Linked DNA regions of Homo sapiens: region 2 is linked to region 1. Evidence: chromatin contacts called from ENCODE Hi-C or POLR2A ChIA-PET data. All regions are on one chromosome and are shown on one strand. Each heading gives the region's core, a stretch centred on a gene start or an enhancer-like site at or near the end of the contact. The rest is flanking DNA. Distances are from core to core; before and after follow the strand shown.

Evidence for each region. A loop is a pair of places that touch in the nucleus more often than their neighbours do. ChIA-PET counts read pairs that join two places held with the same protein, here RNA polymerase II (POLR2A). Pooled maps may share reads with other maps.
Region 2: a loop to region 1 is called in a pooled map, with 5 times the contacts of the local background. The contact joins the promoter of POFUT4 here to the promoter of CFAP70 in region 1. A Hi-C loop is called at or near these places in 8 of 50 pooled maps. POLR2A ChIA-PET finds 5 or more read pairs at or near these places in 2 of 52 experiments (PC-3 and activated naive CD4-positive, alpha-beta T cell).

What each region holds. Positions count from the first base shown.
Region 1 is chr10:73,355,620-73,361,908 of GRCh38, reverse strand. CFAP70 (cilia and flagella associated protein 70) reads left to right here and starts at 3,045. Exons shown (of 28, transcript NM_001367801.1): 1 at 3,045-3,131. RefSeq lists enhancers at 2,851-3,376, 3,221-3,440, 3,377-3,902.
Region 2 is chr10:73,768,890-73,775,178 of GRCh38, reverse strand. It overlaps POFUT4 (protein O-fucosyltransferase 4), which reads right to left and starts at 2,903. Exons shown (of 3, transcript NM_173540.3): 1 at 2,138-2,903; 2 at 1,364-1,989. The coding sequence starts at 2,845. It overlaps SEC24C (SEC24 homolog C, COPII component), which reads right to left. Exons shown (of 23, transcript NM_198597.3): 16 at 6,273-6,289; 17 at 6,027-6,172; 18 at 5,694-5,832; 19 at 5,446-5,564; 20 at 5,164-5,343; 21 at 4,708-4,899; 22 at 4,381-4,470; 23 at 3,018-4,224. The coding sequence ends at 4,084. RefSeq lists enhancers at 1,592-1,641, 1,486-2,016, 2,302-2,411, 3,002-3,181 and a silencer at 2,622-2,671.

The DNA.
Region 1 (6,289 bases), core at 1,796-4,295:
GCATTTCCATATGAATTTTAAGATCAGCTTGTTAATTTCTGAAAGAAAAAAAAAACAGTTGGGGTTTTCATAGTGATTGCTTTCAATCTGTAGATCAATTTGGGGATGAGCAATACATTTGATTGTATTATTGTCAGAAATATGTTGACTTTGGAAGTAACAAATTAGCTAATTAGAAACAAGTCTTTTGGAGTAATGAGAAAGGAATTTGTTGAGCTAGTGCATCATTTAATGGAGGCCTTTGAAACTCAGACTAAGGCATTCAAATTTTATTAGAAAGATATTTTTATAGTTTTTTTCCCTGAAATTGGTTTGCATATGTAGATGATTTTATTATGATTCCAGTACTATTATATTTTCCATACCACTAAAGAGGGCTTTTTCCATACACAAGTGGATGTTTTAAATCAGTCAAAAAGAATGCCTTTCAAACAGAGTGGCCACTGCTAAGCACTGTAGGAGAATAAAAGAACTGTAACACACACACACACGGGAGGCTGAGGTGGGAGGGTCACTTGAACCCGGGAGGCAGAGGTTGCAGTGAGCCGAGATCATATCATGCCACTGAACTCCAGAGCAAGACTGTCTCAATAAAGAAAAAAAAAAAAAAAAAAAGGCCGGGCATGGTGGTTCATGCCTGTAATCCCAGCACTTTAGGCGGCTGAGACAGGTGGATCACCTGAGGTTAGGAGTTCAAGACCAGCCTGGCCAACATGGCCCTGTCTCTACTAAAAATACAAAAATTAGCCGGGCGTGGTGATGGGTGCCTGTAATCACATCTACTCCAGTGGCTGAGGCACAAGAATCACTTGACCACAGGAGGTGGAGGTTGCAGTGAACCCAGATTGCGCCACGGCACTCCAGCCTGGGCTACAGAGTGAGACTCCATCTTAAAAAAAAAAAAAAAGAAAATTGTAACATACAGCCCTTGCTCTCAGGTACCCTAAAGTTGAATGGAGATTAATTATGTTTAAGGAGGTGACATCTGTTATTTATCCTTGCTTGCCTAAGACCTTGAAGCAAAGTACTAAGTAGACCAAGATCATGAGCGATTTCTGGAAGAACAGCTCCCTATTAAAGACTTGGCCTAACCCAGCTTATTATGTAGAAAGAGTCTGTCATTTGCAAGTGGGATAGCTGTCTCAGTGCAAATTCACCCAAAACTCTCACTTGGGAAAAAAAATCCAGAGAGAAATCCTTACTCAGTAGTGCCACAGTAGTTTTATTTTGAGAACCTTTATTACCTGTAACACTGCAACTTTCAAAAAATATTTCTCAATATTTATAATGTTTCTTTATTCATATAAATAAAAATTTTAAAATTTGACTCTGGTAACTATTTCCTAAGCAAAGGGCTTCCCAGGGAGAGTGGTTATGCGTGTGTATATATTTTAATTGTTTTGAAATGATCTCGAATGTATAGAAAAGTTGCCCAAATCGTGTAAGGAAGTCCCATGTCCCCTGCACTCAGATTCCCAAATAGTTAACACTTTATTGCACTTGTTCCATTGCTCACTGTGTGTGTATGTGTGCAGGTGTGCATGCATGTGCATATGTGTGTGTACATGTGTATGTATCCCTTGTTAGTCTTTTTCTGGACCTTTTGAAAGTCAAGAGAGCAAATTGAAGAGATGGTGTCTCATCACTCCTAAACACACTAGTGTTTATTTTCCCCTAAACAGGGACACTCTCCTACCTAACAACAAACAAACTTCCACATCAGGAAATCAATATTGGTACAACACTACCATCCAATTCAGATGAGATTGGGCATGTTCGGGGTGGTATGCGATTCACAGAGCTAATTCACATTTTTCCCACCGTCCTAACAATGTTGTTTTCCTTTCTGGTCCAGAATGCTATACAGAGATACATATTGAATTTAGTTGTCATATAACCTCAGTCAGAGACAGTTCCCAGTCTTTCTTGTCCTTGGATGGTCTACAACCTGAGTTCCTTTCATGGTAGGAAAACCAAAAAGGATGCTTTGTGTGTGTGTGTGTGTTTTTTTTTAGTGTGTTTCACCAGGAGGCTCACAATGTAGACTCCTCCCAACACTGGTGATGTTAACCATGATCACCTGATCATGTTGGTTGCGTCCATTCACTGTTTCCCCCTCTGTAATCAAGTAGTATTCCATGGAAGCATTCCAAAATCACGCCAGTATTCTATGCCTCATAGAACATCTACCCACCAGCCTTAGCGTCCATTGAAGACTCCTGCCTGAGTCATCCTCCTCAGTAGTTGTCAAATGGTAGTTCTCTATTTCCATCCTTCTCGCTACACTTCTGGGTTGGCATCCTACTTTGAAAGAGTTTTCCTTTTTCTCTGTATCAACACGGACTTGCATATTCCTATTTTATTCAATGGGTTGTAATCCGTTATCGTCGTTGTTTACTTCATGCTCAAATTGTCCCTTATTTGGCCCATGGGAGTCCCTTCAAGCTGGCTCTTAACACTGCAACAATTTAAAGTATATATACTGCTAAAATTCATCCGTGTTGTGTGTATGGCTGCAGTTCATTAACTTTGACTGCTTGTAATATGCCATTTTGTGAATATGCCACAGTTTATTGGTCCACTCATCCACTATTCCTTCGACGGGCACTTGGGTTGTTTCCAGGTTATTGCTATTGTGTTTTGCTATTCTAGCTCTTTAATGTTAAATTTTGAATATTAAAAATTTGTATTAACATCATAAACTTCAGGTCTGTTTATTGTACAAATATTGAGCACCTAGAAGCAGGGTCATTTTGCACTCTCATCAACAGGGCGTGACGGGCTCATTTAAAAAATATTGCATATTTCACGGAGAAATATTTAAATGATGTTTTCAAATCAGTTTAATAAAGGCCTTTTTCTTTAAACTTCCTTTTGCTTTTTTCCCTCCTATTATAGAGAAATATTGAAATCAAAGAGTCGAGAAAGCAAAATGTAAAGGTGGAAACCTATGCACTTAAACCCAACTCTTGGCAAGGTAAAGCATCCGCGGAAACAGCAGGCTCTCGAAGTGAGGAGGCTGCAGCCGGCGCTAGGGCGCAGGCGCAGAAGCTCAGCGTCTCGCTCCCTGCTCCCGGCCCCAGAGGGTTATCGCGAGTCTTGGAATAAACTTGCTCGTGCGATGGCCAAAAGTAAGTTCTCGCGAGAGGTAGTTGGTTGCTATAGTTGTCAAAAACATAACTGAGGCTGCTGCAGGTAAGACAGTGATCCCTCCTGAAGAAACTCTCTCTTCCCGGCCTCCCCACCTCAGCCCTGCGGCCACACCACAGCCGTCACCCCGATCTTCTGCTCCCTTAGCTAAGGCCAGGCTGAAAACCCCGATATTTAGACCGAAAAGCCGCTGGCCCGGCCAGGTGCGGACTCTGCCGCCAACCCCAGCCCGGCGACCTCCACAGGAGCGCGGACGTAGACCTTCCTTTACCGCTTCTCGTCGGAGGCCTCCTCATTCTGCGCTGACTGCGCTTGTCCCCAGACCAGACTCAGTCACATCGCCTCCTTCGTCTAACCTTTTTCTCACTGGACTCTCCCCTTGCAGCTTCTTCCGAGCAGATGACAAGAAATGCGTGCCTTGCCGGGGGCAACAAGAGTCCCCACCCTAGCTGCCCTGACTATAACTTTAGTCCTATATCTTGCATTCATAATTCAAACACGACGCGAACGCCTGTTGTGTACAAGACATGGTGCCAGGCACTCTGGGCCCGTAAATATGCGTGAGACAGGTTACATGCCTTCAAGGGTGTAAATGAGCTCTCAGGACAAACGCTGCATATTAATAATACCATTTGTGCAGTGCTTCATACTTAAAAAGCTTTAATATCTTAGGGGATATTCACAATAAATGTGAAACAGGTTGGAAGTTATCCATTTTACAGAAGGTGAAACTGAGGCTTAGAGAAGTTAGGCATTTGCCTAGGGGCACATAGTTGTTAAGTAGGAAAGGTCTTTTGAATACCCAGTCTTCATAAACAGGACAGCTTGTGGTAATGCCACAAAAGACGTGTAAAGTGCTAAATGAATTCAGAGGAAAGGCAAGTTTTTCCGACTGGGAAGCTTCATGGACTAGGAAGCATTTGAGCTGGATTTTAAAGGATGAGTAGGATTTGCTGTAGAGACGGAGTGAGGAGAAAGGGAGAGATAATTCCAGGGGGAAGGAAAAATGCAAAGGTTCAAAAGCGACTAAATGCAGGTAATCTTTGAAAAATACTAAGCAAGAGCATAAGCTAGAAGAGGGGAGTTGACTGGCACTGCAAGATCCTAGAAAGCCCTGAATGTAGTACTACATTTAACTACAGTTAAACTGTAGTGTTACAGTTTATTTGGTAGGTGAGAGGGAACAAGACAGTGATACGATCAGATCTGTACTTTAATAAGGTATTTATCTGCTTGTCTCTTCTCATTTTCTCCCTATTTCTTCTTACTCCACCACTGCAAGCTACTTGCTACTTGCTATGTGTGTTGTTTTGCCTCTGAACGTTTTAAAATCTGTTCCCTTTCTTGGAATATCCTTCCCTTTATTAAGACATAGTTCCAGCGTACTTCCTCCAAGATTTTCCTGGCATGCATATGTATTCTCAAATCCAGCTAGGTCCCAGCTTCATTCAGCACTTCCTTGCTGTATGACTGCTGGTAAGATAACAAACTTCTCTGAAGCTCAATTTTTTTCAATCAAATAGAGATTTAAGAATCTCTTAGAAGGGAGGCTACATTTAAGATAATAAATGCGAAGCACACTTGGCACACTGGCTATAATCAGTTAATTTCCTTGCTTCTCTCATTCTTTTTATTTGTAAAAGAAAAAATAAATTTCCACCCCCCTTTTCCTCCCTGTGTGTTTCACTCCTCCCTTCTTTCCTCTGTCAGAGCACCTGTCTCACAGATTATGACTCCTGGTCTAGTTACACGTCTCTCGTCCTCACTAGATTTTAAATTTCTTGAGGTTAGAGAGTTCACATCTTATCTCTTGTATCCTCAGCACCCATCACAGTGCCAAGCTTAACAAGTTTTTTCAATGAGCAATTCTGACAAAAGCAGGATGAATTAGAGTGAGAAACTGGAGTCAGAGACACCAGTTAGGAGGCTTTTGTTACAGTCTAGCAGAAGGGTAATGAAGGCCTAATGCCATATTATTGAAAAGGAAAGAAGACTGATACAAAAGGGCATTTCAAATGTACATTTGACAAAGAAGTTGTCAGTGCCACTAAAGCCCTTAAAGAGCCCAGAAATATGTTGTTGAACAAATGATTTGACACTTTTAGGTGACTGGAAAAATGCTGGAGTAGCTGAGAAGAGGCAGGATAATTATAAAGTCTGAAGGCTGTAAGATGTTGTTTTCTCTTTTGTATCACCAAGTACACTTAGCATAGTATGTCCTCAGTAAATGTTTGAATTGAGTTAGAAAATAAGGCCTTTTCAACAGGCACAGTGGCTCATGCCTTTTAATCCCAGCACTTTGGGAGGCTGAGGTGAGTGGATTGCTTGAGCCTAGCCGTCGAGACCAGCCTAGACAGCATGGTGAAACCCTGTCTCTACAAAAAATACAAAAATTAGCTGGGCGTGGTGGCGCATGCCTGTAGTCCCAGCTACTCAGGAGGCTGAGGTGGGACAATCACTTGAGCCTGGGAGGTTGAAGCTGCAGTGAGCTGTGATCACACCACTGCACTCCAGCCTGGGTGACAGAATGAGAGCCTGAAAAAAAAAAAAAGGAAGGAAGGAGAGATAAAAGACCTTTTCCAAAAAACAAATATCCAATTTATTATCGAAATTGTTTGTGCCCTTAGTATTGTAAAATTGACAGTATATCTGACTAAATAAGAAATACATTAAGACCTTTTCCAGTGGACTACCATTTTGTGTGGCTGCTTCTTTCCTGCTCTCAAAATATATTTTTGTAAAACTGAGAAGTTAAATAATGTTTGAAGGGAGCTTTGCAGATTAAAAAAAACGGTTACCAGAGAACACTGTGAACAGTGTATGGCAGCAGTCCCCAACCTTTTTGGCACCAGGGACCAGTTTCGTGGAAGACAATTTTTCCACAGACTGGGGGCAGCGGGGATGATTCAACCACATTACATTTACTGTGCACTTTATTTCTATTAGTATTACACGGTAATATATAATGAAATTTTTTTGTTTTGAGACGGAGTCACTCTTTTGCCCAGGCTGGAGTTCAGTGGTGTGATCTCAGCTCACTGCAACCTCTGCCTGCCGTGTTCAAGCGATTCTCCTGCCTCAGCCTCCCAAGTAGCTGGGACTTACAGGCATGTGCCATCACACCTGGCTAATTTTTGAA
Region 2 (6,289 bases), core at 1,654-4,153, 410 kb before region 1:
CACCTTTATGCCAATAATCAAAATGAAGGTGCATCAAAATGAAGTAGCATCCAGTATCTAGAAAAGACATAACCTGAATATTTATTTTCTTAATGTTTCATATTTTTTCATACTTTTCCTCTAGTAAATCATATTATGTTCAGATACAAACAATTTGTAATTAGATACAAATTACTTGGTGAAGGATTCCAACCATCAGGACAAAACTGCCAGCAGCATCTGTTAATAAATGGCCTTCTGCTGCCATCCACTGTCCAAGTCGGTTTCTATAGGCCATTCTAGCAGCCTTACTTCAGCTTAATAATCTTATCACCTCTCCCCCAATAGGTGTGGCTTGCTACAAGTGGTTTCAACATTTTCCCACCCCACACCACACGCTGGCCTTGTTTCCCAGTACCACCACCTTTTGCCACCTACTACAGTAGCCTATTCGCTTCCCTTCTGATGCGCATTGTGCATTGTTTTGTGTGTGTGTGTGTGTGTGACAGGGTCTTACTCCAACCCAGGCTGGAATGCAGTGGCACGATCCTAGCTCACTACAGCATTGAACTCCTAGGTTCAAGCAATCCACCTGCCACAGCCTCCCAAGTAGCCAGGACTACAGGTATGTGCCACCACCCCAGGCTTTTAGTTTTTAAATTGTACAGAGAGGCTCTTATTATATTGTCCAGGCTGGTCAATATATTATATTATATATTATATTGTCTCTGGCCTCAAGTGTTCCTCCCCCCTTGACCTCCCAAAGTGCTGGGATTACAGGTGTGAGCCACCGTGCCCGGCCATGCCTAGTTTTTCTAGTTACACAGGCAGTGTGTCCCCACCTGCACCAACTACATGGGGCTCATCCTCAGCACAGCCGCTTAAAAAAAAAAATTATGGCTGGTTAACAGGTGTAACCCCTGACTACTGCAGAAAAGCCTCTCTAAAAGTGCTCTTCTCTACTGCCCAACCCCATTTCCACTCTATAAAAGGTGCTCAAATAGCTGAGTTGATTTTTAGTGCAGTGCAAACTCCTGAACCTGGTATTAATGATATTTATAGCCTTGTCCCTATTTATTTGCCCCATTTTCTCTCTCCCCTGTCTGCACAGGCCCTGTACTCTGGTTCAATCTTTTTGAACCACTACTGGAAACATTGTTCACATAAGCTGATTTTCATACGTTGCCTTGAATTATATTTTACATCTATTCAGCTTTTTCAGCTTGTCTTATCCCCCCAACTAGACTGTTGACACCTTAAATACAGAATGAGCCCATGTGATAATTTCCTCCTGCACCTGCTCAGCACCTAGTGCTACTTAATTGCCCACAGTAAGCAAGTAAGTAAATGATTTGATAGCTGCAGGGGACCCCAGCACTCTTACCTGTCATTCTCAGGAATCTCTTCCACATTGCCAAAGCCAGGTGTGGGCACTGGGCAGTCCATGTGTGAGGGCTGGGCAATGTGGGGCTCAAAGACGGGGCTGTCCCCGGGAGAGGCCGCGTGGGCTTTCTCGGCATCCAGCCGAGCCAGTTCGTAGTCACAGACGAAACACTCGAAGCCGTTGAGGTAGTTAGGCAGCAAAGGATCATTCACTCCCCACTCCCGATGCTTCAGACTATCCAGAAGAAATTGGTTGGTGATGCCCCCAGGTTGCTTGTATGCCAGGTATTTCATATACTCCTCATCATTCTTGTCCAGAAAGTCAATAAACTCTGCCAGCTTCTGAGGAGACTCAAAATCATCAATCAGGATGACGGAGTGATTGTTCGGCATCCAGTCCCTCACAGAGGGAGAACCGCGGTACACGGGCACAGCGCCCAGGTGCATGGGACGCCACAGTTTTTCTGTCATGTAGTCGTTACAGATGGCATTTTCCAGGGCCAAGTGGAACTTATAGCGGGACAAGAAAGCCAAGAGCTCTGGATCCTCGGTGGTGGCCGTGGCTGTGTCCTGTAGCCGCGCGGTAGGCAGCTCCCGATTCTGCAGGCATTTCCCGTAGGAGTCTACCTAGACCGGGTACAGTAAGGCTGTCATGAGGGTGCGGCCCTGGAGGCCTGGACACCTGGAGTCCTGGACACCTGGAGTCCTGGACACCTGGAGTCCTGGCCTCAACCCGCCCTCTCCTTTTCCTTCCCTCCGGCCCGCCCTCACTCACCGGGATGTGGCGCATGAGCTCGCGCACGTAGCGGTCCCGGTCCGCTGGCACGTCGCAGTGTGACTGCAGATAGAGCAGCGGCGCGTAGCCGCGGCGGCGCCACTCCGCGCGTTCCATGGGCGGAGGCACCGGGCGGCGCAGATAGGCGGTCCCGGGCAGCCACTGCAGCGACAGCGGGTAATCCGAGTGGCGACTGAAGGTGGAGGTAAGATTGAAGAGGCGGATGCCCGGGCCGTGGCTCAGCAAGAAGTTGTTGAGGGGCGACTCCTCGTGGAGGAGCGCCCAGCTCTGGTGCGCCAGGCGCGGCAGCGGGGCGGCCGACGCGCGGAAGTCTGTGCCGTAGAAGAGCAGCGCGCGCGTCCGCGAGTCCCTCAGCGCTCGGCGGTTCCGGGACGCCACGCACGCGCCGCGCGCACACTCGATGCGCTCCGAGTCTCCCGGGAAGTGGGGGAATAGCCCTGGGCTCCACCACAGCAGTACCGGCAAGTCCCCCGCCTCCTCCCTCCCTGGCCGCGGCGTCCCAGAGCTGCGCGTCACCCCCACTGCGCCCAGCGCCGAGGGCGGCCGGAAAACCGCGCCATCCCACGGTTCCGCCCACTCCGCCTCCCCGCCGGCCTCCCTCTCCGCTACGGACCCATGGCCGCTGGCTGCACAGACACTGAGCACCCCTAGAAGGACCAACACCACCCTAATGGGGCCGGCCGCCATGTCCACTCCGGCAGCCGGCGCCCCCTCGGCCAGCACCGACCCCGCCCAGCGGATAGTCGTGACCGGACGAGGCCCTACGCCACGGGGGCACGTGGCGCATGCGCAGCTCGCTCAGCCGACGGCCAGGACTAAAAGCAAAGTGAGCTTTCGGGAGTAAAGATGAGGCTAATGGTTACATCTTAATTTATTTTATTTCTTTACAAATTAAAGATGCATTGAAAAATAAACCAATGAAGAGAAATGAGAGGTCCAGAGCAGGGGCATCCCAGGTGGGGAGCAGGCAAGCCTGGCCACCATCAAGCCTAGCCCTTGTCCTGCCCCCAAGCCAGTTGGGGTTGGAAGATAACTGTCAGCCACTCAGTCAATACCAAAGCCCAAGCGGTGTCCCAGCAGGAGAGAACGGCGCTCCAGCTGCCTCTGCCTCTCTCCCCAACAACCCCGGGCCTGGAGAAGCAGTGTTTCTCGTGGGAGCTCAGAGTGGGATGTGAACTGGCTCTGTGAGGTATTGCAAGTTGATGACCAGGCTCCCTAGGCTCCCTACAGAACCATCCAGTGTTGGGGCCTCTCCAGCTGGAAAGGAAGCTGGTACCTCTACCAGATCTTAATATATTTTGCAACTCAGTTCTCCGGTCACCTCTGACAGTGTGCCTCTCTATCCACGGAGTGATCATCAATCATTGCAGGAGAGAGCGAGCGAGCAGTGAAAGCAGAGAAACTTGACTGCTAACCTCCAGGCCCAAGAAGGACTGACCACTTTTCTCTCCACCACCTATGGGCTATACCCCAGCTCTTGTGCACCTATATGTTTTATCCCTAATATAGGAAGTTGTGGATGACACTGAGCCCCCTGTAGTAACCTTAGGATCCCCACTCTTTCCTGCCTGCCCCTCTCCTCTTGGGAGACTGGTCCAAAGGGACACATAATATTGCCAGGGTCTGGGTGCCTCCAAACCCCCAATACCGAATCATATACAGTGAACTGAGAAGCTACATTCATTATGACAGGATTAGCAGGAAAAAGAGGGTAGAATGAGGGAACAGGGGCACCTTCCATCAGCAGGACATGACAGAGTGGCAGGATACTTGAGCCCAGAAAGAAGGTGTCTCCTTATATCTCCCCCTCCCCCCAGAGAGACTGAGGTCAGCTTACATAAGATATGTTACTGTCCCAATTTCTCTGACATCCTGGGGTGCTTTCTGGAAGCTAGCCTGGGCCCTATGCCATTTACCCACTTGCTTTAGCTCAGTAGCTGCCGAATCTCCTTGTGCATATGACAGAGAAAGTCCACATAAGATGCTCCCCCACTCAGACTCTTGTCTTCCACCAGGAAGTGCTTGAACAGCATCTCCATCTTGTCTTCCTGTTTCACCACGGTAAGCTACGGCCAGAATTCAGGGTTCATAAGGCAAGGCCAAAGGAAATTAAACATGCCCAGAAATCTCATTAGGCAGTCACTTACTCATTCCCCACCCAACCCCCACTTCTAGGTGAGGACTTGACAAGGTAAGAAATCCAGGGTTCAGATCAGTGTTACCTTCATGTACCGGGATCTCTGTGCCCGTAAGCTATCAATGAGGCCTCGAACCTTCTTGGACAGTGGATTATCCAGAACTGGCAGAACACTCTAGAACACAAAATTCATTTATCCTTATGGTAAGGCACTCTGAGTTCAGTCAAGGTGGGGCAGCATACATGTATGCATCATCTGAAACAGGCAAACCTGGGAAGAATGACAGCAACTGCCCTTGTCCCCAAGTGTTCCCTGATATTTGAGGGTACTAGCACACTAACTATATTGGCTCCCAATTGTTTCACAAAGTATACTTCCACACCCATATTCTCCTTGACTCCCTGCCCTCACCAAACCACTGGTGATCTGACTGAAGGAGGAGACGCTGAAAAGGCTCTGGACAACACCCTGTTGGACGCTTGCTCCCACCCAGAGGAAGAGGTTGAGCCCATTCTCCAGTAAATATATATCCCCATTGCTTAGACGCTCTTCAGAGGCTCGAACTGCTGGTGGTTCGGTAGTACTCTCAACGGGAGACTTTGTCTAGACAAAAGGAAGGGAGCAAAAGGTTACCAAGGACCATAAGACAAGTCTGCCCCCCCGCACCACACACAAAATTTTGAAAGCTAAGTCCTCAGACACCACCCCTTCTGGGGTCTCAGTAACTCTCTCAGTGTGAAAATTACATCAGCTAAAATACATAAAAACAAATTCCACTAGTGTCTGACTGATACTAGCCTATCCTTTCCTCCTCCTAAGAGGCCCTTTGCTCCGTGCAAGATCTCATACTCCAACCCTCAATCGCACCAAAGGTAAGAGCCGAGGGTAGAAGAAGACATTGGTCTCAGTCACATCCATGGAGGTAACTAGCTGTCGGACATAGGCACGGTCATCAGTAGTGACTTCAGCTCCAGGCTGCAGGACATCACTCTTCAACACACAGTTCAGGTAAACTGGGAGTAGCTTCATGCACTCAGGAAGGATCAACTGAGGGGATTATCAAAATAAAGTCAATGATCATGAGAAATCCCTCCCAAATGCAAACATTTGTCCCAACAACCCCACCTCCCACTAATATACTTGCCCCACCTGTCCTGCAGAGGAGGGGCTAGCACAGTTCTTTCTGTAACAGGCCAGGATCTGGGCACACTGGGTGATGAGCGTGTCACGAACAGCCTTCACAGGGCTATTCAGGACTCCCCGATATGCTGGATGGGAAAGCAAAGATAGTCACTGGTCAGCTGCCCATCATGTGTGCATTCCCACCATCACAACTACCCACTCACCATCCTGGACCTCTCAGCCCCAATCCCACCCTGCCCTGCTTCTACCCTCACCAAACTTGGCCATGTAGTTGATGAGCGTGTCAGTCTCACAGTTTCGATATAGATCAGCCAGCTGGGTGCAGCAGTTCAGGGCCAGATTATGGATGCGGAGCCGACGCTGCCCTGCACAGCTGGTGTAAAGCAGGGCACACTAGGGGAAAGGAGAAAGGGGGAACTCACACCCCTCCCTCACAAAGGCCCTTTGCTACACTATTAAACTGGAAGAGAGAAATGAGCCACTCCCGTGCCCTGTCTCTTCTTTTAGTGCTCTCTACCCATTCCTCACCCTCTTCTATACCAAGCGAATGAAACACTTCCTGCCCAGCCCCGCCTCCCGCCTGCCACCTGCAGGAGAGCTCCGCTCTCTTCATTGAGCCGATCGTCATGCTTGAACTCCACAGTCACTGTTTTGTCCCCATCTAGCCCAGCCAGCTCCACATCTGTCGTGTTGCTCATGTAGAAAGCTCCAAAGAAATCTACAGCACGGATACCTGAGGCCACATGGACAGGGTCAGGGCAAAAAGTATGACAAGTGCCACATGCCTCCCTTCCATATTTAGCCCCCCAACCTGCTCTTCAATCAGGACTGACCAGTGCTTGTCCGGACC